Regions from separate parts of the Homo sapiens genome. Here all the other regions are linked to region 1. Evidence: chromatin loops called from intact Hi-C (ENCODE). Cell type or tissue: Caco-2. All regions are shown on one strand.

The links. A loop is a pair of places that touch in the nucleus more often than their neighbours do. Peaks named below come from ENCODE experiments on the same cell type or tissue, not always from the same donor. Only the 100,000 strongest peaks of a DNase experiment are listed, where the experiment ranks them.
Region 2: a loop joins it to region 1, with 8 times the contacts of the local background. A loop is called at or near these places in 5 of 110 quality-filtered maps.
Region 3: a loop joins it to region 1, with 6 times the contacts of the local background. A loop is called at or near these places in 3 of 110 quality-filtered maps.
Region 4: it touches region 1 in a loop (2.5-fold over the local background); 7 of 110 quality-filtered maps call a loop at or near these places.
Region 5: it touches region 1 in a loop (5-fold over the local background); 71 of 110 quality-filtered maps call a loop at or near these places.
Region 6: a loop joins it to region 1, with 18 times the contacts of the local background. A loop is called at or near these places in 22 of 110 quality-filtered maps.

What each region holds. Positions count from the first base shown.
Region 1 is chr10:58,950,598-58,954,597 of GRCh38, forward strand. No RefSeq gene overlaps it. Among named protein-coding and RNA genes, the nearest start is that of LINC00844, 47 kb to the right of the region's middle. In Caco-2, a CTCF peak has its summit at 2,253 (motif pointing right); DNase peaks (open chromatin) are centred at 2,254 and 3,779.
Region 2 is chr10:59,125,457-59,129,456 of GRCh38, forward strand. No RefSeq gene overlaps it. Among named protein-coding and RNA genes, the nearest start is that of CCEPR, 49 kb to the right of the region's middle. In Caco-2, no CTCF peak of the experiment used is centred here; a DNase peak (open chromatin) is centred at 1,695.
Region 3 is chr10:58,806,123-58,810,122 of GRCh38, forward strand. BICC1 (BicC family RNA binding protein 1) reads left to right here. Exons shown (of 21, transcript NM_001080512.3): 16 at 462-501; 17 at 882-1,036. Among named protein-coding and RNA genes, the nearest start is that of LINC00844, 190 kb to the right of the region's middle. RefSeq lists an enhancer at 760-1,959. In Caco-2, no CTCF peak of the experiment used is centred here; a DNase peak (open chromatin) is centred at 1,699.
Region 4 is chr10:59,071,286-59,075,285 of GRCh38, forward strand. No RefSeq gene overlaps it. Among named protein-coding and RNA genes, the nearest start is that of LINC00844, 74 kb to the left of the region's middle. In Caco-2, no CTCF peak of the experiment used is centred here; a DNase peak (open chromatin) is centred at 2,346.
Region 5 is chr10:59,174,817-59,178,816 of GRCh38, forward strand. It overlaps PHYHIPL (phytanoyl-CoA 2-hydroxylase interacting protein like), which reads left to right and starts at 1,827. Exons shown (of 5, transcript NM_032439.4): 1 at 1,827-2,143. The coding sequence starts at 2,038. CCEPR (cervical carcinoma expressed PCNA regulatory lncRNA) reads right to left here and starts at 1,648. Exons shown (of 1, transcript NR_131782.1): 1 at 1-1,648. In Caco-2, a CTCF peak has its summit at 2,312; DNase peaks (open chromatin) are centred at 1,675, 1,855, 2,405, 2,725 and 1 weaker place; H3K4me3 peaks cover 4,000 bases.
Region 6 is chr10:59,578,381-59,582,380 of GRCh38, forward strand. It overlaps LOC105378318 (a long non-coding RNA gene), which reads left to right and starts at 201. Exons shown (of 3, transcript XR_945990.3): 1 at 201-696. In Caco-2, a CTCF peak has its summit at 2,048; no DNase peak of the experiment used is centred here.

The DNA of each region.
Region 1 (4,000 bases):
TAAACTAAACCTAAATTAAGTCAGGCTCTAAGCAAGACAGAATTTTGGGGTAAATGTGAAAATTCCCTAAACTGTAGTGTTTATGCTATTTTCAGCATGAAAATCCCACTACCATCATACCCTACTTGTAGGGCCAGGCAAGGGGATAAAGGCCAGTCAATAACTATTGAGCTGTGTCTCAAGTCAAATCTACCAGGCTATTTTGGACTGTTTGATCTTGACTGATGACTAAGAAATAACAGGATGAGTCAGGGAAGAGATGAAAATGAATTCAGAGTAAGTGCAGCAGCTAATAGTAGAAGTAGGTGGAAATAAAAGGAAATATATTGGCAGATGTGGAGTGATGAGGGGCGTAGTGAGGGGAAACCATGGGCTCCAGTCACCTGCATCTCCTTGATGTGAAATTGAGAAGGGATGGTGGAGGGGACTGTTACATCTCTCATGGGTTTTGCAATGAGAGAATTGTCACTTGCATTGAGCAGTGTCTCTGAGCCATCAGGGGACAGATAGAGCACAAATTAGAGTCCAGATTTTCCAAGAACTCTGAGTTCTTCCCTAAGAGAGAAAAGAGGGCAGTAGTAATGTCCAAATCACAAGAACCTTGGTCTGGCCTTGGATGTTTCATTTGGACCTCCCAGTCCTCATTTAAACCACACACTAACATTCTGAGTAAACATGAACATTCTCATTTTTTCTGTCACTGAGGAGCAAAGGTCTCTGGTACCTTGATGCAGTCCTCTGTAATTTTGACGTCCAGATGGTGCCATTGTCCATGGGGACTGTGTTGAGATGGAAAGGGTACACAGGGATTCAGGTGTAAACCAATGACATTCCAGATCATGTCTGTGGGCAATGGTGAGCATCAGTCTCCTAGAGGTTGAGACTTGAAGGGAGATGATCATGAGAAGGGTTTAATTGAATAAATATTAATATTTCTATTAGCTAGTTCTTATTTTTGTTCAAGAGGAAACATGTTTTTATTACAACCCTGAAGGTACTAAAATAGTACCCCGATTGATCGGAAACCCCCTGGGACCCGACAGTATTTTCCTTTGTCAGATCGCTGGACAACAATGGTCCCAGAGATATGAAGTAAAGGTGTTACTTTTCCAAATTATGGAAGCAAATGACCAGCCTGGACCTGTTCATTAGCTGGCGGTACTGTTTTGAGTAAAGAAAAATTTTAAAGATACACTCCGAGCCAAAGAGTTCCAGGGAAATTTTTTTGAAGTACCCAGTGAGAACTTCCCGGCAGCCACATCTTCTTTCTTTCCTTTGTTTTAGAAGTTCAGTCCCTAAAGTGCTCTGTTCCAAGAATTGTTAGGGAAAGATGAAACTCTTCTGGCAGGTACTGGGATGTTTGGTTTGTTTTGACTCTGCGTTGATCTCAGGAATGTTAACAGGCGTGTTTCCATGCAAACCACACAATAAAAAGATGACTATGGTTAAATCTAGTCCCTTGGGGTAGCTAAAAAAAATTTTTTTAAAAATGTACCTATTGGAAAACCTAGTGCTTCTGTAGCCAATTCTGCCAGATTAACAGAGGAGGCCTTTCTGGAAGGCTCTACACTGATCCTGTCAATTCTTATTAGGATGGCAGTTCCTAGCTCTTTCCATTATGGTTTGTCAGTTTTTCCATTAAAGATCATGGCTTTTCGGAACACAAACATCTGGTGTGTTTCGAATCCCTCAGGATCTTGCTGATGGCATACAATTTAATGGCAGGCAGTGCACGTCTTGCACCACATCTTTGCCTAAGTTTCTGGTGCGAAATTCCAAGTTTTGTAAATCTAGTCTTTCCCACACAATCCTGTACAGCTGTTTTCAGATCCAGGAAATCCTTGGACAGAAAGCAGATATGCTTTCTGGGATGTGATGAGCTTTATACAAGGGGGTAAGAGATTCCTGGCGTGTAAACTTGAACAAGTCTCAATTGTTCCATTTCCTTTTGGAAAAAGTCAAGGTCAACACTGTTGACCAGATGTACTTCAGTTAGTATCCAGAATTACGATGAAGAATAAGAACCAAGAGGCTGATTTTGTCAGGAGGCCTAGGTTAGAGTTCAGACCTTCCACCGATTAGCTGTATGGCCCAGGGTGGTCATTTATACTCTGTGGGAAATGGTTTCCCTTTGGGTAAAATGAAATGGTTGGGCATGTTGGAATCTATGCCCCTCCTAGCTTCTGGAACCCAGAAGATTCCAGAGAAAATGAAAATGCTTGTCAGAGGTTTCATAGTACTACCCCGTAGCACCAGTAGATGGCAGACTCGCATTATAGTCTGAAATTGATACCACAGTATGATACTGGTCACATTGTGAAGGTAGGTACAATTTAATGATCATTAAAAAAACCAAAAGAATGAAAAAAAAAAGTGTTGTTCTTAACCAGCAGGCTCATGTAATCCTAGGCAAAGTTCTCTGTTTCTATTAACCTTAATGAGGACTCCATACTTGCCCAATGACCATCTTTTAAACTGTGCTTGGAAAGGCAATATATCTCCATTGGGGCAAACCATGCATTTCCTCTCTCACTAACTCTGATTAATTCATTCAACAACGATTTGTCTGATGTTCAGTGTGTTCCAGGTCTTGGGCTCAGTGCTGGGGATACAGAGATAAACAAAAGAGACAGTCCCTGCACTCAGGAATCTCATCCCCCAGAGGAATGAGACAGCCACTGAACAAGTAGTTGTCACTGTGGTGCAAGTCTACTGAGAAGTACATACTAGACAATGTAACATGGATGCTAGAGGAGGAGTGACAGGGATAACTTCCCTGTGAAGTACTGGATGTATGAGAATGAGTGAGGGCTGGCTTAGCAGACAGGAAATTAGTTGAGGAGAGAAGTTCAGGCAGAAGAAACAGTAGGTGTGAAGCTGCATAGGGAGAGAGAGGGAAAAGATCAGTGCAGGAGCTAAAAGAAGCTGGAATGACTATGGCATTGAACCAGGCAGGGAGTAGTATGAGATGAGGAAACCAGATCTCATGGGGGCTATCGACCATGCAAAGGAGAACGCTGATTTCATAGAATTCTTGATTTCTCCATGATGTTGTTGATAAGGGTGATTTTTATCAGATTTGTTAGCAGGCATCTTGGTGAGTAAAGAAGCCTGTTATGCTGGCCAACATGGTGAAACCCCATCTCTACTAAAAATACAAAAATTAGCTGGGCATGGTGGTGCACACCTGTAGTCCCAGCTACTCAGGAGGCTGAGGCAGGAGAATCCCTTGAGCTCAGGAGACAGAGGTTGCAGTGAACCAAGATCTCGCCATTGCACTCCAGCCTGGTGACAGAGTTAAAAAAAAAAAAAAAAGAAGCCTGGTATGACAGTAAAAGAGAGAATAGGCTCATTTTGACTGGGAAGTTGTAGGAGAAAAAAGGTGTGATGCCTTTCCTCACCCATCATAAAGGTCACGGCTGACACTCCTATAACAAAAGTCAGATTAACAAGAGAAAATAATAATAAATGTATTTAATCAAAGTTTTACATTATAGGAGGCTTCAGAAATGAAGACTCAAAGACCCAGAGAAAACTGTTTCTATGCTTAGGTTTATTGAAGAATAGACAGCCATGTAGAAATGTGATTAAACAAAAGGGTATGATCTAATGGTAATAGACTCAGGTGGAGAACCCAGCAAGGCCTGTCTGTTCAGATTCTTCTTGGCCTCTCTGTGCAGCATTCCTTCTTCCCAGGTATGGGGCAGGACCCTCTGGAATGAGGGTCTTTAAGATGTTTCAGTAGGTAGCTAGTCAGGCATAAGCAGGGCAGGAGAGGGTTCAGCCTTCCCCACATACACACATGAGGAATGGAATGTCAGGTGACCATCAGGTGATGGTGAGGCAACTGTTAGCTCTCTCTATAAAATAATTTGTCAGAACCGGCACCAGGTAAGGGCAGTTTCCCAACAGATAGAAAAAATCTGAAACTGGTGAGCGGCAGCTTCTCAATAAGATTTCAGGAGTTTGGTGAGTGGGCTCAAACATGCACATTAAGAGG
Region 2 (4,000 bases), 170 kb after region 1:
CTGGGTAAATAATTAGGAGTGGGATTTCTGGGTCATATAGTAAGTGTAGGTTTAATGTCATAAAAAACTGACAAACTATTTTCCAGAGTTTTGCCATTATACCTCCCCACAGCAATCTTTGAAAGCCCTCAGGGTTCCCCATCTTTGCCAGAACTTGGTAGTGCCAGTTTTGGATTCTTTGATTTTTTTTTTAACTTAGCATTCTGTAATGACTGTGTAGTGGTATGGCTGGCAAGTAAGCACACAAAAAGATGCTGAACATCATTAATCACTTGGAAAATGCAAATCAACCACTTAAAACTCTTAGAAAAAGGGTATTAGGTTTTATACTAAGGACATAAGAAATATTTTCTTCTGGGAGTGCAGTAATGTTGGAAGACTCTCAACTAGATATTGCCTATGGATAGGAAAAAGCAGCTCCAACAAAGATTTTGGAAGAATGCCTGGTCTAAAAATAAGAAAACATACTCCACAGTGTTCTGAAAGTCACTTGCTGAGTATCTCTAATCTGTTGTTGGAAATCAGGTCTAGAATTGATTTTCTAATAATGGATTTTTGACAGCTGTTTAAAAAGTATTATTTTTGTAGTGAAAAGTGTTATTTTTCTGTGCTGTCTGAAAATTCAACAGTCCCTTCACTAAAGAAACATGTGTTACATACAGATAAATTAGGGGAAACTGAGTTATGGGGCATCAGTCCCACCAAATGTTTCTATAAAGCTGAGACACTTCAGTGGTTTATGCAAGTGCCAGAAACTTGAGGTGAAATTATAGCCATAGACTTAAGACCCTACTGAAAGAAATTGTCCCCTACAAGTTATCCTCCCCCACGAGTTCCAAAAGCCTCTGTTCCTTTGGCCTTCTCTAGTTTCTCCTCAGCTCTTTGCAACTGTGAACCTTTCCCTCCCACTTACTTCTTAGTGAGCCTTGAAAGACTCCCAAGCACAGGCCTCCCAGTCCCTGGTCTCTCTTTGTGTCTCTTCCTCCCTCTGACTCTCCCCTAATCTCAACCTCAGGCTTCTAGCCAGGAGCACTTCCCCTTCGTTCAGCTAGACAGGCTTCTCAGGATTGAAGGGGCCATTTTTCTCTCTGTGGCCTCTGAAGGCTCCCAAAGAGGTTCTCTAATTATCCCTTCCTACTCTGAGAATTCTTTTCTCCATTTGTCAGCCTTGACAGCACGTTTCTTTACTTTGAGCTTTGGCAGCACTGTTAACTGAACTCCCCAGTTCACACTGACGTCTCGCTTGAGTTACCTTTCTTTTCCCCCAGATACCAGTGAGTTTTCAATTTGTCTTGTTCTAACTAATTTCATACCATCTGTTTTCTTTGACCACCTCTGTCCCAATACGCACTGTAAATTATTTATTTAAAGCCATTTAAGTCCAACTCTAAATTGATGGCCCCATTGATCAATGAATAATCACCACAATAAGAATACATTTTCCATTTGCTTCATTATAGGTCTGTTTCTGGGGATGTAGTATCAGAACAGCACTTTGGAATCAATTATTTTTATCTATTCTTTCTGGACATAAGAGATAATATTCTTCAAGAGGAAGGATGGCCTGAGAGAAGTTAAGATAAAAGCGTGGCACTTTGGTCACACACAGATTCTAGTCTTTATGCTGTTGTTGACTCATGATAGGACGTCAGAAAAGCCATTTAGAAGTGTGCTTGTCTGTCAGGTGAGGACAAACTGCCTCTCAGGTTTCAGATGTGGAAGAAGTTGCTAAATCAGTTACCTAACACATTGTGCTTTGTAGCTCATCCATTGTCAGGTACCTGAGCCAAGAAGTAGGAAAACAGCTCTCTGGATATTGTCACACATCCTTCGTAGGTGAGTCAATTCTTCTGTCCAAAAGAACTCATGCATGGAACTTAGATAAATATCTTTAACTAACTCACAGATGAGTCTATTAGGGCAATGAACTTACACATGAAAACTTAAGGGAAAAAAGCTTTACCCCAGTTTAGTATTATTTTTGAATAATTCTAGCCTTGAACCCACAGGGTCAAAAGAACTTATGGATATTTCTCATTTTACCACTAAGAGACACTGTAATTAATGAACCAATATTTTAATACCCATCAGTTGTTTATAGATTATAAGCTCCATCAGAGCAGAGATGGTACCCTGTGTTTAATATATACTTGTTTAATGAATAAATAAGCAAATAGATGACTTTTTGGTTAAACAGCCAAAATATAATTTAAATATGAAACCAATGTCAGGACTTTGTTGTGCCAGGTATTTTGAGATACTTAGGAATCAAACAATCAATTCCACTTGTCATGTGTTGCTGGCACAGCTGAAAACTACCATTTGGTGTGTGCAGGCAGATAGAGATCTTTCAAGGGGTTCTTATTTTTAATAAATGGAAAGATCATTTTTTTGGTTTTTTGCTTTGTTGTTTGAGTCTTCTAAGTAGAATTTATTTACTGGCCTACAAATGTTGGGCCTGAGGTATAAAAATGTAAAAGACTCTATCTACATAGGCAAATTAAATTAGAAGTCTGAATTATGATAGGTCCACAGAATTTATTAATCAACAAAATAGACTCATTTCTACCAACTTAACCTCTATTAAATATTGGTCCTATAATCAGTCCTGTATATGGAAGTATCTATTTTTTCTAGAGTATGAAATAACAGTAGTCTCTGTCTACCTTCATAATTCTAATGTTTTGTGCCACTGGAACTGCCTGGGATTCCAACTATAGCTGTTGAGCTCCCTCTGGATGTAGCTGAAGTTCTGTTGGAGGTAGACCATTATACCAAGGATCACAGTCAGGCTTATTTAAATGTAGTTGCTATAGTAGTCACTGACTTGGCAGCCCAGGGAGTAACCTCTTCCATGGTAATCCGTAATGACAATCCCTTATCAAAGCAGGATCCTCACTTTGTTGTGTACTCATCCCAAGGACTGTGCTTAAATGCCTTCAGCAAGTAGCTCAGTTTTCCCCTCTGCCAGCCATCATCCCTTTCATCTTCATAATACGTTTCGATAACTCTTCCAACTCTGCAGCCTGAACCATCTATATTGTAACCCCCAATTTAGAGATTGAAACTACTCAAAATTGCATTGTATCCTGAATCTCAAGCTCTAATTCATGAGTAAATGTAATTCAGGTTGAGATGAAAATAATGAGTAAAATTAGAGAGGAGTAAAATTTAAAAAGGAAAAATGATCCTTTTGAATATTAAGAGACATAAGCATGTCTTAACAAACAACAGCGAGTAAAAGAGAGTGCAAAAGCCATTCAACATGGCAAGGTAAAAGGTGATAGAGTAGAATCAAGAGTTCAGAGTCAGGAGATAAGCAGTAGAGGGCATTAGGAGTTTCGGAAGTCACACTAAGAAGTTTGGACTTTATCTTAAAGCTATTGAAGGCCTTTCAGCAGGGTTGTAAGAAGATAAAATTTGTGATTTTTGGAAACATAATCTGGCTCTAGAATGGAGTAGGGATTTGAACAAGATAAGGCATGTGGCCAGGAGCCCTGTAGGAAGATGTTGCAAGAATCTGATGAAGACATATTGGTGACCTGAGCTTGAGTGTGGCAGTAAGAACGAGGAGAAATGGATGAACTGGGGAGAATTTCAGGAAAGAGAATTGGTAAGCATTGGTGATAAATAGAATCAAAGGGTGAGGGAGAGGGACTTGCTAGAAATGATTCCCAGATAAGTGGTTTAGGCAACTGGATGATGGAAGACAGTGTTTAGTTCAATTTTAGAGAAGTTTGAGGCAGCTGTCAGAAATCCAAATAGAAATACACATAAGACATTTAAATAGTTGTATCTGGAACACAGAAGAAAGGTTTGAGTTAGAGATACAGATTGGGGAACACGTATGTACATAGATGGTAGTTGAAACAAAAGAATTAGATAAGATGGCTAAGGGAACAAACAAAATGAGAAAATAAGAGTGTTTATGACTCAGACTTAGCTCTCTAGAAAGCAGACCCTTGGGTTGAAGCTGCTGTCCTACAATTTTTTTTATTTT
Region 3 (4,000 bases), 140 kb before region 1:
GACATCATACCACTTCAGGCCACGCTTACCTAAATGAAGAGGGGATTTTTGAGACCCTAAGGGGGCCAATAGATACATGACAGCATTTTGGAAATGTATACTTTCAAAACCCACATTATTATTATTAGGCTGTTCACTATATTCTAGCAGACATTGGCTCTGGTGTGCTAGGTATTTATGGTAAATAAGATTTTTTTTTCTTTTTTTAAGGAAAAATTCTAACTCTTAAAGTCAACCTTAAAGTCAGAAGTGGTGATTTATTATTACTAATTAATTAGTGTTGGAAACATGTTTAAACTTACAGACATACCTTGGATTTCTGTGGCATTATTGTGCAAAGCTTGGTGTATGTCTCAGGCAGATTCATGGAACACAGTCAAAACCTTTGTTCTCTAACCATGGAGTGTTGGCATGACATTTGGAGAGACTGTCAATAAAGGTATTTTCTGTTTCATTTTCAGGCATTTGACTATGAACAGAAGAAGCTATTAGCCACCAAAGGTATGTAATACACTAATAACTTACACTTGACTATATTTTAGTACACTCATAAATGTTTTTTGAGTACTCATGGTGAATCGAGAACTTGAAAACTCAGAAAAAGAAACCTAGAATATTTGGGTTCAAGTTGCATACATTCTGTTGAATATATTTTGTTGAATGGTTTAGCATTAGACCAATTAAGAAATCATTTAGCATTTTTTCATTTATCATTACTTGGATAAAATATTTCATTAAGATATTTTTAGACATTTTGTGTTAAGAAATAACATTCAGTGATAATTTCTTCACATATATCAAAGAAACGACACTTATCATCAGTATTTTATTGAAGAAATGCATTAAACATACCAAGCATTGGTTTTATTTTGTTTCCAAAGCTATGTTAAAGAAACCAGTGGTGACGGAGGTCAGAACGCCCACAAATACCTGGAGTGGCCTGGGTTTTTCTAAATCCATGCCAGCTGAAACTATCAAGGAGTTGAGAAGGGCCAATCATGTGTCCTATAAGCCCACAATGACAACCACTTATGAGGTTTGTAGAGTCATGTCCTACTCATTCTTCCTGTCTGTTCTTTCAGCAAAAGAGGACAGTCCTTCCCCCACCCTCATTCTTTATGTACCTAAGGGAAAATGATTAGTGGTGACTTGTTTTTATTTCTATTCTTGTAAACACACTGTTATAAAACTGATGCACTCTTGTGTATTATGATCTTTTATCTGTATTCTCTCAAAGTTGTTGGTCAGCTCTTAAAGAGATGTAAATTTGGATGTGAGTTTTTGTTGAGTGTGGGATGTGTCATAAATGATAAGCGTAGGGCTGAGATTAAGCAAAAGGGAGATGTAATATTTCATAAAAATGTCTAAAGAGTCCTATTATCCAAGGGTTTCACTAGCAAGGTCACGATGGGGGAAAAGGCAAATATTCAACAAAAATAGGTTTTCAGATATGAGTTAAAAATTCAGTGTGCTCAGATGTGCCAAGAACACAGCAAGAAGTATCTGAAACAAGTGCTCCAAAATTTTTATGTTTCCCAGATGTTGGCTGCCCTGCTCAGGGTGAGACTGGGAAGCTGGCATTCCTACCATATGGAAGGGATGGAGAGTTCCATACTCCACAGCCAGGCTACACGCGATTCACCAAGCAGGCCTTTTCCATTTCAAAGTATCAGATTTTGGCTCTAAGCCTTTGGGAGTCGGGGTGGGTCTAGAGAGAGCGTGCACACATACACAATGCTGGGAGACTGTACACACCCAAACATGGATGAAAATGATTAATCCAGGAGTCACAGTGTTCAACCAGAGAGAGCACTGTAGGCCAAAAAACAAACACTGGTTAAGGGTTTCATAATTGTTAGTCTAATAACTAGCATTTGTAGATTGACCTTTTCTCCACCCATTTGCTTTGTAATAAATTAGGCTATTGATGAAACACAAAAGCAAACATGCTGCTTTTTTTTTTTTTGTCTCTTTTGAGTAAGTGAAAAAGAAAATACTATTGAAATACTAAAAGAGTCTCCTGTGAATTTCATTTTGGGAGTTATAGTAGCAACATGGCAGGCTGTGTTTTAAAGATTGAAGTTACCTTCAGCAGCAGAATGTAGGAACCATTATGAAAAATGTTGAGGCTCTAGGAGGTACACTCTTCTTTCTTCCATTATAACACAGAGAGAAAATAAACATCTCCTTTTGTTAACAGAGACCATAAAACTGCTGTGCTCATTCTTAGAGTTTCACCTGATGTACGGTATGGCTATTCCTTTCAGCCCATCCTTGCTTTTGACGGAGTGAAGTGTGCCAGATTGTTGACTGTGTTCCTATAGTTTCAAAGATGAAGTATTTGCTTTAGAAATGCTCATTCAGTTCTGCTTTCTAAGACCAACAGTAGGACAAGTTGAAAATGATGTTCATTTCGGTAATGGAGTGGTCAAGTTCAGGGTTCTGATAACCACCTCTGACCAGATGTATAGCTTTGGTGAGGGACTTCACTCATCTGAGCTGTGTCTCATTCAGGTTGTGCTGAGAAGGGCATTGGAGAGGGCATCCAGTGATTAGCATGATGTGTTGTCAGTTCTTAGTGATATTTAAAAAAAATTTTTTTTTTTTTTTGACGTGGAGTCTCACTCAACCCCCCTAAGCTGCAGTGCAGTGGCACGATCTCGGCTCACGGCAACCACCATCTCCTGGGTTCAGGCAATTCTCCCATCTCAGCCTCCCGAGTAGCTGGGATTACAGACACCCACCATCATGCCCAGCTAATTTTTGTATTTGAGTAGAGACAGAGTTTCACCATGTTGACCAGGCTGGTCTTGAGCTCCTGACCTCAGGTGATCTGCCCACCTCGACCTCCCAAAGTGCTAGGATTACAGGTGTGAGCCGCCATGCCTGGCCTAGTGATATTTTAAAAAATTTTACTTTATTAAGAGTCTCACTCTGTCACACAGGCTGGAGTGCAATGGCAGGATCTCGCCTCACTGCAACCTGTGCCTCCCAGGTTCAAGCATTTCTCTTGCCTCAGCCTCCCAAGTAGATGGGATTACAGGCATGCGCCACAACGCTCAGCTAAGTTTTGTATTTTTTTTTTTCTTTTTTAGTAGACACAGGGTTTCACCATGTTGGCCAGGCTGGTCTCAAACTCCTGACCTCAAGTGATCTGCCCGCCTCGGTGTCCCAGTGTTGGGATTACAGGTGTGAGGTTCTTTTAAGTTTTTTACATTTTTTTCATTTTTAAATTTTAATCTATATACTTATTTATTTTGAGACCAGGTTATGAGACTGGCTAGTCTTTGTATTTTTGGTAGAGTCGTGGTTTCACCATGTCGCCAAGGCTGGTCTCAAACTGCTGGGCTCAAGCAATCCACCTGCCTCAGCCTCCCAAAGTGCTGGGATTACAGGAGTGAGCTACCACGCCTGGCCAGTTCTTACTGATATTGAGTGGCTATTATTATTTCCAGTGGAGGACTTACTTTATCCTGAAGAAAACCAAGGGCTTGCTGAAAGATGAGATTATGTTTATGAATGCTCACTGGTGGAAATATTTCTGCACACTCAAGCTAGTTATGCTTTTTTATATTCAAAGGAATATCTTAGGGTATTATGTGAACACATAAGAATTTAAGGTAATAGTAGTAATTATCTTAAATCATATTCATTTAGTTCACCCACAATTTTATTCAATCCCCACAAACTCCTAGTAAGGAAAGAGGGGCCCAGAATGGCTAAGTGTCTTACTCAAGGTTACTTATACTCCTCTTCCTAATGATTTAACCCAAGAGAGTCCATAGCAAAGGGTGGTATGTAACTGATCTAGAGCCATGTTGCCATAGTTTTATGAACATAAGAATCACTCGGAGAGCTTAATAATCCAGACTCTTCTCCTAGGATCTCACTCAAAAGGTAGGGAGTGAGGACCAGGTATCTATTTGTGTTTTCAGCAAGAACCTAGTATAATTGTGATGCATGTGTCCCACAGGAAACTCTGCTGTAAAGGGATGTAACC
Region 4 (4,000 bases), 120 kb after region 1:
ACTAGAAGCTAGGAAGAGGCACAGAAAGATTCCACCCAGAGTCTCAGAGGGAAACATGGCCCTGCCGACACCTTGATTTCTGACTGCTAACTTTCAAAACTGTGAGATAATAAATATCTCTGTTGTTTTAAATCACCTCATTTGTGATACTTTTTTAGAGCAGCTCTAGGAAACCCATATATTCCTACTGTGGTACTTATCACACTATATTGTATTGGCTTGACAGTTTTGCTTATCTTCTTTTTTTCTCTTGAAAGGTTGTATTGAGTCTTAGACAACTTTGAAATCTAGTGCACTTCTCAGTCCCTAGGAAATAGTAGTTGTTCAATAACTAGTGGATGAATGATAAACACAGTGTTATAAAATGAACTAAAATATTATAATATCTCTAGTAAGGTACCTGACAAAGAGAAGTACTTGGCGAATGTCAGTTGCTTTCCCTTCTGCACCCTAATAGGTTAAAATCTTCTCAGGGGCAAGGACTCAGCCTTCTTCTCCCTCGTGTCCATTCTCAGTGCCTGGCACAATGTAATAGAAACCATAGGGGTTCCCCAACCATGCATATGCTCCTTCACATTCTTCAGCTTTCCTGGCACTTAGGGTTAGGGTCATGTATTGGAATCTGCTCAATATGCTATGTATAAAAGTGATATTAGCCAAATCCATCCTGTTAACACTCTGGGTTTTTTTTCCCCATGCCATGGTAACCTTGGGGTCCCCATATCCCAGACTGAATAGCACAAGATGAGGGACAGTGTCCTGACCTGCATAGGACTCACATGACTGAAAAGTAAACCTTTACTGTCTTAGCAACTATGCTTTAGGGGGTTACTTATGACCATGGCAGAGCCTAACCTATCTTGACTAATATACAAAACAATGTGAACACATGGGAGGTGCGGAGAAGTGCTTGTTGGTTGACTAATTAAATCATCATAACAAATAGGATATCAGAGAGTCCTGACTGAATAAAGACTATTTGAGAAATACAGGCCTCACTATGTTTCCTCTTGGCATGCTTGGCTAGTTTTCAAAAAGTGTCTGGGGCTTGAATGTTTTGATTGAGAAGAAGTTGCCCAGCCAAGACAGCTGCCTTGGTGAGGATGTCTCACCAAGACACTGAGGACTTGTCCATGTGCCTGGGCTTTAAAGGAAATTTGTTCAGTGGGACCACGCCTAAATGAATGCCACCAGCTTTGCCTTCCTCGTCTCTCTGCAGGTGAAAGGGCTATACTATTTATATTACATTTTTGTACAAATTGATTGTTATGCTGCAGCTCTTGTCATAAAGTTAATCAGGATAGTTAATTAGGACATTAAAATCTAAGCTAGAGTAATTAGCTGGAAATAAAGTAAATGTCTAGTAAGCTAGAAAACAGAGCATCACCAATAAAAGACACAAATTGAACAGCCATTCTCTAATAATGCAATTAAAATTTCATAATGCAAACAGAATAGCCACTTGTTACAAAAATGTGAATCTAAAGCTTTATTTGCACAGAGACATAAGCCCCCAGAACATCTGGGCAAAAGTGCTGGTGTGTAATTGGTGAATTGGATCCACATGACTTGACTGTGCATCCCATGTACCTGTGATAATACAGACTTGTTGACCACAGCGGTTTATTAATGCCAAGAAGGAAAAAGTCACCATCATTTGTTTATAATGATTGTCATAATGGGCAAGTGTGAGTACATACTGCTAAGAGTTCTCACTCTTAGTGAGAATTAGGACAGTAATAATGTTCATCAGTCCAGCTGCTTCTGTCTAGTTCATTCTCTCCACATGCATAGATGACAATTCTGTACCTTTTCCTCTCTTTCTAACCTCCAGCACTTCCTTCCCAACCTCTTGCTCAGCTAATGACAATGCTTCTTATTTCACTGAAGAAACAAAGGCAATGGCAGGAGAATGTTCCCACGCTCCCAATACCATACTTATCCACCTGTCAGCATCTGTTCCCATTTACTCTACCTTCTTTTCTATTACTATTGAAGAAATGTCTGAGATCCTATACCTGAGCAATAGATTCCAGCCCCTCTTACCACTCAAGGCATTGTCCCAGGAATCCTTCCCCCTGTCTCCTACATCAATAGTTTGTTTCTTCTCTGCTGGATTGTTCTTACTAATGTACAAGTGTCAAGAACTGCGAAGGGTCTGAGGTTTCACCCTACTTGCAGGCCACAAGTTAGCCTGCCACAGTTTCATGGTTGCTGGGAAAAGCCATAAGCCTCTTGGGTCATTGACAAAGGACTTAATTGCTGACAGCAACAAGAGTAGCCAGAGGATCAGCATTTTATTGTGCTGGTTACCTGAGCCCCAATTCCCACAGGGTGATGCAAAAAGGGCCAGGTGGTACTTACACACATAGTGAGCTGCATTGTGAGAGAGGAACCCTGAACTTGGGGAACCTGAATTATTTATTAACCTGGTCAGTAAACATGACGGCCTTTTGATCTGGAGAGAGAGGCCCTCTCTGTCTTCAAAGTTGTTCACTGTACAAATATCCTTGAAAAGGAATTCTAGGACCAAAGCAAAATCAATGTCTTTTATCATAAGACATGCAGAAATGCAAGAGACTCATGGAAAATTGCCTTGTGACAACAAGTATGCTGTAATTTTTCCCAGCATTAATGAAAACCTCTTTCCTGACCCTCAAATTTATCTCCTCTTGTTCTCTCTTGAATACACTACAATTAAGTTTTCATCCTTAGGCTGCTTTGTCAAGATCACCACTAATCTTTGTGTTGCTAAATCCAAAGCTCAGTTCTCTTTTCATATTTCTTGACTCCACTGCAGAATTTGATACAGTTGATCACTTCCTCCTCCTTGAAACACTTTCTTCCCTGAGCTTCTAGGGCAATCTTACTTTCCTGTTTTTGTCTTCTACTTCATCTACTGCTCCTTCTCAGTTTTCTTAGCTGTTTTTTCTTCATCTTCCATCATGTTGTAGCACTTCCAAGGTCAGAACTAGAGCCTCTTCTTTCTTCTGGCTGCCATATCAATATATGGATATCTGTCTCCAGGATATATACTTAGGATTATATCCTGAATATATTATATCCTTGGATATCCAGGATTATGGCTATAAAGCCATCAATGGAACGATGATGCTTCAGTCCAGACCTGTCCTCTGAAATTTGAACTACTACTGAATTTGTCTAGTCTGTGTCTCTTCTTGAGCATCTCTTGGATATCTCAAATGTGCAACACAGAACTCCTGATTATACCACCCATAAACCTGTACTTTTCCAAGCTTGCCTGACTTATCAAATAACAATTCCATTTTTTCAGTTGCATAGGCCAAAATCCTTGGCATCATTTTTGCTTCTTCTGTATCTTTTATATTTCACATTTCCTCAGCAGCAAATCCTGTTGGCTCTACCTTCAAATTATATCCTGAATTTAATCATTCCTCACCACCTCCGCTGCTATCGAAGTGACCACCCAGGACTAAGCCACCATCATCTCTCCCCTGGATTATTGTTAAGCCTCCTAAATGGGTTACCTTCTACTACTCTGGTTCCGTTTTAGTCTATGCTCAACACAGAAAATACTGTTAAAACGTTAAGTTAGTTTATGTCACTTTCCCTACTTGAAACTCTTCAGTAGCTTTCCACTACATTCAAAGAAAAGTCACAGTCTTTACAGAATCTTTTGCTCCTTGTTCAGGCTTTGATATCAGCTTTTACTACTTTCCCCTTTGCTTGCCCCATGCCAACTCCTCTAATCTCCTTCCGTTCTCATCCCCAAACATGTTCCTGCCTTACGGCCTTGTACTTGCTCTTTTCTCTGTTTACTATACTTTCCCCCCAAGAGAGACTCATGGATTCTTCCCTCACCTTTTTTACATCTTTGCTCAAATGTCACTTGAACATCAAATTGTAAAGTGGAGGTTCACCCCCACCCTGGACATTCCCTGTATACCTTGGAACCTATTTTTTCATCCATAACATTAACTAAAATCCAATCTAATATTAATATATACAGTCAATTCTC
Region 5 (4,000 bases), 220 kb after region 1:
CTCTTTCTTAACACCCATCCTACTTTTACTTTTTCAATATATATCTTTCTTGATAAATTTGAACTCCAAATTTTCAACACATAGCACAGTGTCCTGGACATAGGTGCTTCATAAATATTTGCATGAGTTTGAATTAAATGCATGTCGTATTTCTTACTTGAAAATCAGTAAATTGTTATTCTAGTTTACACAGTTCCTTTTTTTTGAGATTTATAAATTTGAGACTACTCTAAAAAATGAACCCACTGTTGGGCTTACAATACCAATTTCTAGTTCTACAGAGCCAGGCTTTCGAACACAGAAAATTCACCAGTAAGTACTTTCTTGTCATATCCTTTGACAGGTAATAATTTACCCTCTCCTTGGGGACACCCCTACCTTAAGACAAGAATTCTTTCAAACTTCAAAAACATCCATCTTCATTAATAAGTTCATAATGAAGACTTTTCACTTTAAGATGCCTAATTATCTTTCACAGATATTTATGAAATTTCAATTGTGCCAAGATTTTTCACAGGCTTATTTTACTTTAAGCTGGTCCTTCCATTTATTGAAGCTTCAATTAATTAGACTTCATCATGTTATAGCTAAATGGATGTGACTAGAAAGAGCAGCATACAGACATCTATGTGTAAACTGTTACTTGTTGGTTAACATTTATGTTTGAAATGGAAAATCAATAAAAGGGAACTTATATTAATTTATAAGCACATTAAGAAAAGAGGGGACACTATTTTTGATCCCAAGATAGCAACAAAACTAAAAACTTTTCCAAAGAAGCAAACGGGAACAGAGGTCAATAGGCTGTGACCTCTATTTTATGTTTAAAACGTTTGCACATCCACTAAGTGCACTGCAGAATCTTAAATGCAATTAAAATCAATGGGCATACAAGTTATAGAGTAGCTTGAGGAAGCACAAGTCAATCTTCATTAGCTATTGTAGCAAAGATTCCTTCCAAATCCATGGGAGCAGGTGCTGTTTATACTCCCTTCATTGACGCCCAGAACAATGGCATAGGGTGAGCATTGAATACTTATTTGCTACGCGCATGAATGAATGAAGCTACGCTGCGAAGGCAGACTGCGTGGCTGCTGGTCCCGTGGCTGCTGGCCCCGCAGCATGTCTGCCGCCTTTTCAGCAGGCTTGCTGCATCTCCTCATTCCCTCACCTTTCTGGCAGTAAGGAGTTCCCACGTTTGCCCCGCTTCAGTGTCGTGGACTGGCAAAATGCTGTCTCTAAACCCCTCCACGCCTCAGGTAATCCGCTCATTTCTCACACAGACGCAGCTGTTTCCGAGGAATGTCCGGCCGAGCCCGCAGGGTGCGGGCAGCGAGTATCCTGGGACCTTCAGGGGAGGAGGTGGCTCCCACACCCCAATACCGTACAGAGAGTCCGAAGAGTCCGGGCCCTTATTTTTCCAATTCTTGGTAAACAACAAACATGCTCGCCCTCGCCTCCCCGTGCAGACGCCTCAGGGCCAACTCGGGCTTCGCCAGGCACCGAGAGCAGACAGAAGACGCCAAATGGCTATCACCAGGAGAGAGGGCGAGGCAGCCGCGCGGCGTATAGCGCTCGCCCTTCCCGCGCGCTCGGTCGCCCGACGCCTCACGCGCGAGGTTGCCTTGGCAGTGGCTGGAGGGCAGGTGGGGGCGCGTGCGCGCAGAAGGGCGGGGGAGGGACCACCGCGCGCCAGCAGGTGGGCGCGTTCTCCCGCGCGCGTGCGCGCGTCGAAGCCCTATACATCACGTTCCCCGAGAGCAGCGTCCCCTCCCCGCCGGGAGCGCGCGCCTCCCATCCTCGCGCCGGGTCCTGCTCGGTCTCTCAGAGCCGCACACTCCGCGGAGCTCCTGCCACAGCCGTCGCCTTCGCGGCGGCTCTCCAGCCCCGCGCCTCAGCCTCGGCGCCGCATCACCGCGTCCCAGGCCTCCTTCCCTCCCTCTGCCACTCCCCCTCCCTTTCCCGCTCTTCTTGCCCACCCGGCCGGCAGAGAGAGCCTGGATACGAAGCAGGCGGGCTTCAGAGTGGGTTGGAAAAATGGAGGTGCCGCGCCTGGATCATGCCCTCAACAGCCCCACCAGCCCCTGTGAGGAGGTGATCAAAAACCTCAGCCTGGAGGCCATTCAGCTGTGCGACCGGGACGGTAAGAGCGGCCGGGACCGCGAGGAAAGGGACAGAGTTCGCGCCGAGGCGCCGGGGCCACTCTGGCTCCGCCGACGCCGCTCGCCAGGGCGGCAGGGTCTTTTGTTGTCCCCTCTGTGCAAATAAATGCAGATGTGGGTTACCCTCCGCCCACCGCCCTCCCCTCACCCCAGAAACAAAAGGACCCCGGGGCTCGCGCCTTGGCGCGGAAAGTAGCCGTCCACAACCGTGGCGCCCTTCGCCGCCTTCGCCCGCCTGGCCCGGACGAGGGCGACGTTCCCGCTCGCGGCTCCTGCCCCGACGAGGCGTTTCCGATCTTTGCCGCAGTCCGGATTTCCTGGGTCTCTGGGCACTGAAGGGGAAATGCCCTCGGGATGTTTCTAGCAACCCCCTTCCCCCAACACACACACACTAGTTGGCATTCTCTTCCAGAAACTTATCATTTTCTTTTTTAAACCTCCCATCCTCAGACTCCCCAAATTAACAAGTCTTTTTAGCCTCTTGGATTGGGATTAGGATGACAGTTTTTCAGTGAGGGCGCAGAAAAACAGTGCATTTCAGCACCAAGGACAGACACAATCTTCATGGTTCCTGGGCTCTGAGTCAGACTGTCGAAAATATTGGCCTAATATATGTGCTGTGATTCAGACTTTGTGGCGAGTACGTACCATTGCGTGTTGATATTATATCGTTTATTCTGTTGTTGAAGTTGGCAGGCTCCTGTGGAAGGAAATTGATTGAATACAGGTCTGAGCGTTGAAGACATAAGCTAGTGCTGTGTGCGGTGTGGTTAGTTACAGTGCTTCTGGGTTAGCTGGACTAGTTAGAGTCTGCTACTTTAGTAATGTGGTACAAAACTTCATTTGTAAAGAAATCATTTGATTAGTAATTGGTTGGCCGAATAATTGTAAAATTCTACATCTGACAAAGGAAACACAGTTCACATGTTGTTAAGAGGGCCCCAAATACTTTTGACTGTAAATGAAATTAATGTTTAACTGTATATAGAGGTAATGATTGTAAAACATGTCTTTAACCAAAGTTATGTACAGATACTAATACGCTCACAGTAAGGTCATAAAATTTATCAGCCTAATCCAAATAGGGAGCAGAGGTCTTGTTTCCAAAGTCATTTAAATGGTAATCACTTGGTTACGCATTGCTATTCAGCACGTTTATATCAAGCAAGCACCGAATTTGTTTATTACTAAATTTTATATTTATTAATATAAATTTATATTTAATAATTTTGAAACCAGAATTCAAACTTTTTGAAACCAAAACCACTTTAATTTCTGATACAGGTGTAGTATATGAATAAATAAATACGTTTGCAAAGACAGCTTGTATTTCCTTTATTCTTAGACTGTTTTAGTCACCATGGTAGTAAGTGCACATATTTATGGTATCTAAAAACATTTATCATTTTGGTATTCCATATGTAAGCTTGCATGATTATAGACTGTAAAGATTATTTTTAATAACGCATAGGAAGTCATTTGGATTTTAGTTTAGACTTTTATGAAATGACTTTTTGTAATGTAACCATTGCAAGTTGTAAATATTTTTATTTTCTTAGGGTTGAGAGAAACACAAGACTAATAAAAGTAGACTTCATTTTTATTTATTGCAATGATAAAGCAAAAGCTCATTCTTGTACTCAATGGAATTAGGCATTCATTGTTGCTCTTCAGAACCCAGTAATCTCAATACTTAAAACCGCATTTACCACGTGTTTCAAAGATATTAGGGAAAATTTAAACTTTTTAATGAAGTTCACAGAGTTAAGAGAGTGCAAAAAATAATGCTGTATTTACTGTGATCCCCTAGAGGAGTAGCTATTTTATTCTGGTATTAT
Region 6 (4,000 bases), 630 kb after region 1:
CCTCAAAGAAATGATTAGAGTTTAAAAAACAAAAACCTAGTTGACCAGCTGCCTCCTCTCTTAAAAAAATACCTGAACTTCCCGAAATGGTGATCTTCACATGTTCCATGATGGGCACAAACATCGCCTGAACAGTTTGTTTCCATTTGTTTCAGAGATGTTTACAAATGCTCATTAAAACATTTTTAAGACATCTTCTTTAAAATACTTATCAGATTATTCCAACATCTGTGTTGTCTCAGTAGTGTCATCTGTTGATTTCCTTCTCTCATTCCAGTTGAGAGTTTCCTGGCTCTTGGTATGATGGGTGGTTTTTTATCCTATTCTGAACATTTGGGGTGTTACATTATGAGGCTCTAGATCTTATGTAAATTTTTTGTTTTAGCTGGCCTGTGCTGAAACTGGACTGGTGGTGGAAGCCGGGCACTAACTCTTTATCACTGGAAGGAAGTGGAAGTCCAGACTCCCCAGCAGCCTCCATTGGTACCACCATGGCAGGGAGCGGGGAGCTATTCATTACCAGCAGATGAGGGTTAGAAGTTCATGCTCCCTGGATAGTCTCCACTAAACTGAAGGAAGGCATTCAAGGAAGGGCAGCTCATCGCCACAGGGCGGAGGTAGAAATCCAGGCTGCCTACTTGACTTCCTGGGAGACCACCTCAGCATGGATGGAAAAGAGCACCTCATCACCTCCAGGTGAGGATGGAAGTCTAGGTTTTCAACCTATGCTTCTCAGCCTTTTCTACAAGGTAAAGGTATGACATGGATTCTTCCCTGGTATTTTGTTGGAGTAGATTATTTGTTGTCAAAATTTTAAAAAGAATATTGCATACATGATGTCCAGGAGTTTAGCTATAGTTAGTGATTAGTCCCTAACCAATCTACCTTCTTCTCTCCACCTTTCAGAGACTTTTTATGTTTGTTTTATGTATAATGTCTGGGTTTTTACCTGCATTTTATAGGAAGGCTAGGGAGAAATGCATTAAGTTCATTTGTCTAGAACTGGAAGTCCTACAGTTTGTCTGCTAAAATGTAAATTCCTGCCCACAACCCATCTAGGAAATTCTGTTTCCATTACATCAGCATGAAGCCCAGGAAACACTGAAGAAGTCAAGCACAGAAAAAAGGAAGAGGACACTGGTTAAGCTCCATAAATACAATAAACTGAATAATATGGTTATAAAAATGACCATAATAATAAGAATCTGTTTTCAAATGATTGTCACATTCCATTCTCTTTGGCCCTTATGCCATTTACAGAAGAACCCAAGGTAGTGATATGACTTCTCCAAAGTCACACTGATAATCAACAGAAGAAAACAGAATCCAATTTGATTTCTGGCTTTTTGTTTTTGGCCTGCCTTAGCTCTGGAATTCTTCTGTGTTTATAGTCAGCTTCAGCCCTCCAAATTTTGTTAGGACATTGGTTCTCAACCTAACCACATTACTAGGGATCTTTAAAAAATGCTTATACCTGAGACCACCCCACCCCTCACCCTCTCCTTCTCGGAAATTCCCATCTCGGGTCTAGGTTATGGCCGGAGCATCAGTATTTTACTTATTATCCCTAGATAATTTCAGTGTGCAGCCAAGAATGAGACCACTGTTTGTGTTTTTTTTTCTTCCTCAAGTAATTAATTGTAACCTTTCTCCTTTAAAGAAAAACACTAATTTTTTGCTAATAGCAATAAGGAGAAACAGCTGGAGCTAAAATATTGCGTCCAGGCCCCCTTTTGGCTAAGCCTTTGTCACAATTGTGTAGATGCTAAGCTGTCATGGCAAGTCATGTCTCAACAGCATTTAAGAGGATGAAAACATTCAGATGGCATTAAAAGAAGACACGGAAACAAGGGAGTGATAATGAATTGGCTCCCTAGTTTGCTACAAAGTGAATGTAGCTAGCCATCAAGACAGGGGTGGGAGTGACAGCAGCCAGAGCTGGATCACCTTTGCATCTTCCCATGTTTTCACTGGATGGATATTTCCACTGAGATTCCCAAATTAATATTTGTAAGTTATAAAAACAAGAAGACAGCAGCAATCAGGAGCACAATACTGACCCCAAGTGGAATAAAATCTAAACAGTACTTCAAGTCCCTGCAGAGGTGGGAGCTACAGGTTCTGATGGAAGAAAAACACCATCAGCTGGACAAAGCTGTTGAGTTTTAAAGATGCTTGGAAGAAACAAATGTGTTGATTTCTTTATCGGTAATAAGTTTTGATATAGAAGATAGTGAAGATAGTGGTGATTCATGAGGGACTATTTACTTTCAGGTGAATGTCCCACAAGTTAATTGTATACATAAATTTCTAATTATCAGTGTTTATGGGTATGCAGATAAGGTTAATAATCTTAAGGTAAATATAATCTGAAGCTTTTTCTGAAAAAAAAAAAAGCAAATTCTGAGAAAACTCTCAATAATCTTACCTAAGTGGAAATTAAATATATATATAATATATATATAATATATACTCTATATATATATAGTAATTTGGCTTCTCAAAGCTTTGAAACTCATCTCTGGGTTCAGTGTTTATGAGTAGATATTGAAGAGCAGAGAAAGGCAAGTGCTCTGAAAGAGAAGATGGGATTAGGGGTTACTAAGACAAATATTGAAGGCTGCAAGCCCAACTCGGGGGCTTTTCCATCTCCTTCTTTGGTTACCCAAATGTGTTCACTTACCTGAGTGTGTTAAGAGGGGGATGGAAATTGTGGAGGAGACTTAGAAAGTAATTAAATAAACTTGTAACATCACTCTAGAAGGCTCTCTCTTGTTCTCTGCATCAGGTTTAGCTCAGCCTATGGCTTTGTGCCCATCTCTTGGGAAACACTCTATGGCCAATGAACTCCCCAAAAATCCTTCTGGTGAAAGATGCTGTCTTTATTTGTTACCTTAAGGCCTCTTGAGTCCACAATATGGGGGGCAGGGGTGGAGAACCTCAGCCATAATAGACTATCAATGAAGAGGATGTCAACCAGTATTATTTGCAGAAATACAAAAGGCATACAGGTTAAAATAGGTGTGACTAAGGCCCTCAATGAGAATAGATTGTTGCTATGCACTCTCCTCATCCAGAAGTTAAATATCTTCATCAGTCTTGATCAAAAATGTAACATATTATTTTTAAAAGGACAAAGTTTTCTACAAAATACATGAAACAAAACCAGAAACTAGATTGGAAAATATTGTCTCTTCCAACACTCTGCCAAGTCTCTGCCCCAGACCAGTGACATATGAATCTCTGGGGAGCTGGGACAATGTCTCCCAAGTGTTCTTGATGATGAGAATTGCCTGGGTCCTTGCTACATCTAGAAACTCCCAGTCCCCCAGGCCATATCTCAGACCCAGTGTTGAATCTCCAGGGCTTGGGAGTCTGTACATTTCACATTGCCCAGCTGGTCCAGAGCGGGAGGTAGACCTTTACAAAATAATTATATAAATATATGGTGCTGTGACAAAAAGTGAATAAGGAGCTATGTGAGCACCTAACTTAGGCTGAGGAATCCAGAAGACTTCTCAGGAAAAGCCCCTTTTGAATGCTGATGTAAAGATGAGTAAGAGTTAATTAGGTATGGTGAGGGCAAGGGGAGAAGGTAAATGTATATTTCAAGGATACAGGAAAAAGTGTGAGCAGGCTCTGGGAGCTTAGAGTCTAATAGCAGAAGTAGAACATGTACTCCAAACACTGGGAAACAGGGTCATATATTTTAAGTGCCATGGGGTAGGAAAAAATACAAAATGCAATAAAAATCTGGAGTCAGAATTGTGATTGGGAAAGTGCGGGGGTGGGACTGTAGAAGGACTCAGAGAATTTCTGTCCTCAGAGATGTAGACTTTCCGAGTAGAAGGCTGAGAATAGGCAGAGATGACAAGGGAATAGCAGGACTGTCTGTGAGCTGGCAGCAGTACAGGGCAGTGCAGGGAAGACGGCAGAGAGAATGGTGACCTATGGGGGCAGATCCCAGAGAGACTTGAGTGACAAGCTTAGGATTTTTGTT